Linked DNA regions of Homo sapiens: region 1 is linked to region 2. Evidence: chromatin loops called from intact Hi-C (ENCODE). Cell type or tissue: HepG2. All regions are shown on one strand. Each heading gives the region's core, and the rest is flanking DNA. Links, peaks and the distances in the headings are about the cores only. Region 1 overlaps CLUL1 (clusterin like 1). Region 2 overlaps ENOSF1 (enolase superfamily member 1).

Evidence for each region. A loop is a pair of places that touch in the nucleus more often than their neighbours do. Peaks named below come from ENCODE experiments on the same cell type or tissue, not always from the same donor. Only the 100,000 strongest peaks of a DNase experiment are listed, where the experiment ranks them.
Region 1: a loop joins it to region 2, with 2.6 times the contacts of the local background. A loop is called at or near these places in 23 of 110 quality-filtered maps.

Annotation. Positions count from the first base shown.
Region 1 is chr18:622,948-625,752 of GRCh38, reverse strand. It overlaps CLUL1 (clusterin like 1), which reads right to left. Exons shown (of 10, transcript NM_001393344.1): 5 at 721-888. LOC105371952 (a long non-coding RNA gene) reads left to right here. Exons shown (of 7, transcript XR_935082.4): 6 at 1,007-1,233; 7 at 1,546-2,805. Among named protein-coding and RNA genes, the nearest start is that of CLUL1, 27 kb to the right of the region's middle. In HepG2, for the core only: a CTCF peak has its summit at 1,563 (motif pointing left); a DNase peak (open chromatin) is centred at 1,572.
Region 2 is chr18:701,534-704,338 of GRCh38, reverse strand. The region is part of intron 2 of ENOSF1 (enolase superfamily member 1); the gene reads left to right. Among named protein-coding and RNA genes, the nearest start is that of ENOSF1, 9.7 kb to the left of the region's middle. In HepG2, for the core only: no CTCF peak of the experiment used is centred there; DNase peaks (open chromatin) are centred at 808, 1,308 and 1,668; H3K4me3 peaks cover 608 bases.

The sequences.
Region 1 (2,805 bases), core at 42-2,541, 79 kb after region 2:
AATTTTGTATTCAGCTCACTTCTTGAAGGGGGAGAAAAATCTAGCTTAATTGGAGCCGTTAGTGGGGCAGAGCTCATCCTATTCAGGTCACCACCCTCTGTGATCCCTCTGCTCAGAAGATAACCAAAGGGTACAAAAAAGAAAACATGCCAGTCCTACATACATGGGTAGGGCAAAAGGGGACATGAAGGGGTGTGTGTGTGTGTGTGTGTGTGTGTGTGTGTGTGTGTGTGTTATGCATAAGGAGGCAAGCATGTTGAAGGTAAGATTTGGGAGGCAGAGAGTATCTTTAAATATTTGGCCTCCAGAAGGAAAAATTAATGTGGATTGAAATCAGAGACTGCAATGCTATGATTCCAAATGCAATTTGGTAAACATTTACTGGATGCCACCAATGCATAAGTGAAGACAAATAAGATATGATCCCTGCCCTCAAAGAGCTTACTATCTAGTGGGAACATGTTCACAAATAACAAATACAAGGCAGAAAGCCAGGATATTTTAAGAGATGCATTCAGTGACCACTGAATGGGTGCTCTACCTTATAAATTGCGTATACACAGGTGATGGTATGTAAACATTAGTATTAGATTCTAGAAAGCAAAAGGCCCCTATCAGATCAGGCATCTCCGTTCTAAATATTAACATAAATTAATAAAAAAGTAAGCTGAAATAGGTGCCTCAAGAACTGTGAAATCTTGAGCTCTCTTTTTCTCTTACCTTATTTTTCACAGAGGACCAGCTAGGTTGGCAGGTTGTATAAATTCTCATGCAGTTATTTTCCAGGCAAGACCTGCATTCACCCCAGGAATCTGCCAAAGACTCCCGGCATAGCCTTTCTTCTTCCTCCAGATGTTCTTGAACTTCATTCAGAAGTTTCAGGGCCTCCTAGTTAAAAGTAGAAACAAAAGTCCAATTTCCATTTCATAATCTATGTGCACCTTAGTTGATTTCACCCTTTGAAATGTATACATTCTAAACTGCTTTTTCATTCTTTCTCCTTCAGGTGCCTCGCAGCTGTCAGATCTCCCCCAAAGCTTTCTGTTTAGTTTAAGAAAAGAGCACTGATTGATTCCTATTGAAGACTGTAAATCTTATTCATCTGTTCATTCATTTGTTCAATAAGTATTTACTGAGTGTTTGCTATGTGACAGACATTACTCTAGGTGTGGGTGACCTGACAATGAAGATGCCATCCCGATCTGGGAACAACTGTGATTTACCTATTTACCGGTAAGTCTGTCTTCAATTCTCATCCACTGGTGCATGGGGAAAGTGGGCTTTACAGTTTATAAAGCTGGTACATTTTAATTCTTTCATTTATGCTGTCTTTAATTGTTGTATATCCTTAAACATTGCAAGAAAGTACAATTCTTGTATGTCAAGTTAAATGTTCCCGTTGAGTTACATTGTAATTGCCGAGACGCAGGATGGCATCTCTGCAATTAGAATGTAATATAATAAATATATTTATATATAATGTAATATTAAATAAATATAAATGGGAATATAAACAAGCTTTGTTCTTCTTGTTTATATTCCCAGTGCTCCCCCTTGTGGTGCTTGCTGTACTTGGCCAAGTCCTGCTCTGGGTGGTGAGGAGCCCAGCAGCAGTGGCACCTGTCCCTGCGAGCCTCAGCCCTGCCCCTGGAGTGCCTCACGGGTCAGCACCATGGTGCAACAGACCTTTCTTCCTGTGCCCCTGCCCAAACCTCTGGCTTCCCTGCAAGTGTGGACTTCTGAACCCCAGCCCCCTCCATGCCGAGATATCGTGCAGGGGAATGAAGTGAGTATAGTGGATCTGGCCATAAGAAGACAGCCTCAGAGCTAATGGAAATGACCCTTTCCTGGAGTATTAAGCCCAAAGAATCACCTGGGCACTGACAATCTTCCACATCTTCTCTGCCTGGCTAGGATTTGTCAGTTGTCCTCATTGTAAAGTTTGGCTGCTAAGCCACGTAGCATTTGGTATGATCCACGTAAGAAAACTGCCAGGGCCCCAGCTTGCCAATATACATTTTGACCCAGACAGGAGTGTGTGTGTGTCCTTGGACTTTGTAGAACAATTTTGGAATCTTACATCTTTTTTTTTTTTTTTTTTTTTTTTTGAGACAGAGTCTGGCTGTGTCGCCCAGGCTGGAGTGCAGTGGTGCAATCTCAGCTCACTGCAACCTCCATCTCCCAGGTTTAAGAGATTCTCCTGCCTCAGCCTCCCCAGTAGCTGGGAGTACAGGTGCGTGCCACCATGCCGGGCTAATTTTTGTATGTTTAGTAGAGACGGAGTTTCACCATTTTGCCCAGGCTGATCTCGAACTCCTGGCCTCAAGTGATCTGCCCAGGTTGACCTCCCAAAGTGCTGGGATTGCAGGCATGAGCCACCTCACCTGGCTGAATCTTACATCTTAAAGTGGTTGTTTTTCGGCAGGGTGCAGTGGCTCACACCTGTAATTCCAGCATTTTGGGAGGCTGAGGCGGGTGGATCACCTGATGTCAGGAGTTTGAGAACAGCCTGGCCAACATAGTAAAACCCTGTCTCTGCTAGAAATACAAAAATTAGCTGGTCATGATGGTGGGTGCCTGTAATCCCAGCCACTTCAGAGGCTGAAGCAGGAGAATCGCTTGAACCCAGGAGGCGGAGGTTGCAGTGAGCCAAGATCGTGCCATTGTCCTTTAGCCTGGGCAACAAGAGTAAGACTCTGTCTCAAAAAAAAAAAAAAAGTTGTTTCTCCAAGGCAAGTAACAATACCTCCAGGATTTTCTCAATCAGTCCCAATTTTACATATTCTGCTCATTGTCCTCATAAGC
Region 2 (2,805 bases), core at 24-2,523:
TTATGCCTCAGCCTCCCGAGTAGCTGGGATTACAGGCACACACCACCACGCCCGGCTAGTTTTTATATTTTTAGTAAAGATGAGGTTTCACCATGTTTGGTCAGGCCGGTCTCCTGACTTCAAATGATCTGCCCACCTTGGCCTCTCAAAGTGCTAAGATTATAGGCATGAACCACCACTCTGAGCCAGGCTATTTTTGCATTGCTATAAAGGAGTACGAGAGACTGGATAATTTATAAAGAAAAAGAGGTTTAATTGCCTCATGGTTCTGCAGGTTTTACAGAAAGCATGATGCCAGCTACTCAGCTTCTAGGGAGGCTTCAGGACACTTACAATCATGGTAGAAGGTGAAGGGGGAGCAGGCACGTCCTATGTCGAAAGGATCAAGAGAAAGGGAATGGGGAGGTGCTACACACTTTTAAGTCACCAGATCTCACGAGAACTCACTCACTATCTCAAAGACAGTACCAATGGGATAGTGCTAAACCATTCAGGAGAAATCCACCTCCAAGATCTAATAATCACCTCCCACCAGGCCCCACCTCCAACACTGCGGATTACACTTCAACATGAAATTTGTGCAGAATGTCTAAACCATCTCAGGGGGTAACTTCACTCTGTCCAAAAGGCTCAGGGAAGGCTTCAGAGCAGAAGTAATGCTTTGAGGTGAGTCTCGAAGAGCAAACAGGAATTTGCCAGGCAGAGAAAGACCATGCTGTGAGTCAGTCCCGCTTTTCTCCATTAAGTAAACAATTTACTGTTAAAGTTTTCCCCAGAGTAGTAACCACTTACTAAGACAGAGCTGTGAGCTGTTTCTGCTTCTTCTGCAACTCTAATTGTCCCTTGTTTGTAAGTTGAGTACTTTATGAAGCCGCTGCCTTTCTCCATACTGCAAACCCTACAGCACAGCCCCCAAAGGTTGCATAAAACTCAGCGAGCTTACAAGATAATGTTAGGCCATTGGACCCACTCTCTGTTAACAGCCCAGACTTTAAACTTTGCTGACTTGGGCACACGTGGAGGGGCCCTGGGCACTAAGATAGATAAGAAGCCCTTCTGGGATGGGTGCTGAGCTCAGTGTTTAGGGCCTTCACTTCCCCTCTCCTCCTCCATTCCCAGCCCCACACCGCTGTCTTGGTGGATGTCTCAGGCACGGATAAATCAACTTCCATCTCTCCATGACTTTAATTAATGACTCTTTTGTGCTAAGGGTTTTGGCTTCCTCCTTTTTCAGACCACAACATGACAGAACCCATTTTAACTTTAACCTTGCTACATATTTCAGGTGACTCACTGCAGTCTCACTAAATGTGTTACACAGCACTCACACTAAAGATGAAAAATTCCATTAGCTCATCCTGGTTCTTCTGCTTACTTACCTAATCATCTGTTTATGATTTAAAAAAATAGGGTTACTGTGAAGAGAGTGCTTGTGTGTGAGACAGAGAGGGAGGGTTGTTTTTCAAATGTATAGAATATACCAATGTAGTTTTTGGTTGGGTATTTTTTTAAATCATGACTTTATTAAATTTACTTAATTAATATTCATTTTTATCCTTTTTTTATGTTTTTAAAGTTTTTATTATTTATTAATTTATTTGAGATAAGGTCTTGCTCTGTCACCCAGGCTGGAGTGCAGTGGTGCAATCACGGCTCATACAGCCTTGACCTTCCAGACTCAAATGATTGTCCCACCTCACCTTCCCGAGTAGCTGGGCCCACAGGCACAAGCCACCATGCCTAGCTAATGTTTCTTTTTTTTGAGAGACAGAGTCTCGCTCTGTTGCCCAGGCTGGAGTGGAGTGGCACATTCTTGGCTCACTGCAGCCTCCACCTCCAAGGTTCAAACGATTCTCCTGCCTCAGTTTCCCAAGTAGCTGGGACTACAGATGTGTGCCACCATGCCCAGCTAATTTTTGTATTTTTAGGAGAGACAGGGTTTCACTATATGTTGGCCAGGCTGGTCTCAAACTCCTGACCTCAGGTGATCCACCCACTTTGGCCTCCCAAAGTGGTAGGATTGCAGATGTAAGCCACCACACCTGACCTGGGTTTTTTTTTTTTTTTTTTTTTTGAGATGTAGTTTCGCTCTTGTTGCCCAGGCTGGAGTGCAGTAGCACAATCTCTGCTCACTGCAACAACAACCTCCCAGGTTCAAGCGATTCTCCTGCCTCAGCCTCCCAGGTAGCTGGGACTATAGGTGCCTGCCACCATGCTGGGCTGATTTTTGTATTTTTTGTAGAGACAGGATTTCATCATTTTGCCCAGACTGGTCTTGAACTCCTGAGCTCAAGCAATCCGCCTGCCTCAGCCTCCCAAAGTGACGGGATTGCAGGCATAAGCTATAAGCCACCATGCCTGGCCTGTTTCTGTTTTTATTTATTTATTTATTTATTTATCTATGTATTTATTTATTTTTGAGATAGAGTCCCACTCTGTTGCCCAGGCTGGAGTGCAGTGGTGTGATCTCGGCTCACTGCAACCTCTGCCTCCTAGGTTCAAGCAATTCTCCTGCCTCAGCCTCCCGAGTAGCTGGGATTACAGGTGCCCACTATCACGCCAGCTAATTTTTTTTTTTTTTTGAGATGGAGTCTCGCTCTGTCACCCAGGCTGGAGTACAGTGGCGCGATCTCAGCTCACTGCAAGCTCTGCTTCCTGGGTTCACGCCATTCTCCTGCCTCAGCCTCTCCAGTAGCTGGACTACAGGCACCTGCCACCACGCCCGGCTAATTTTTTTTTTATTTTTAGTAGAGATGGGGTTTCACCATGTTAGCCAGGATGGTCTCGAACTCCTGACCTCAGGTG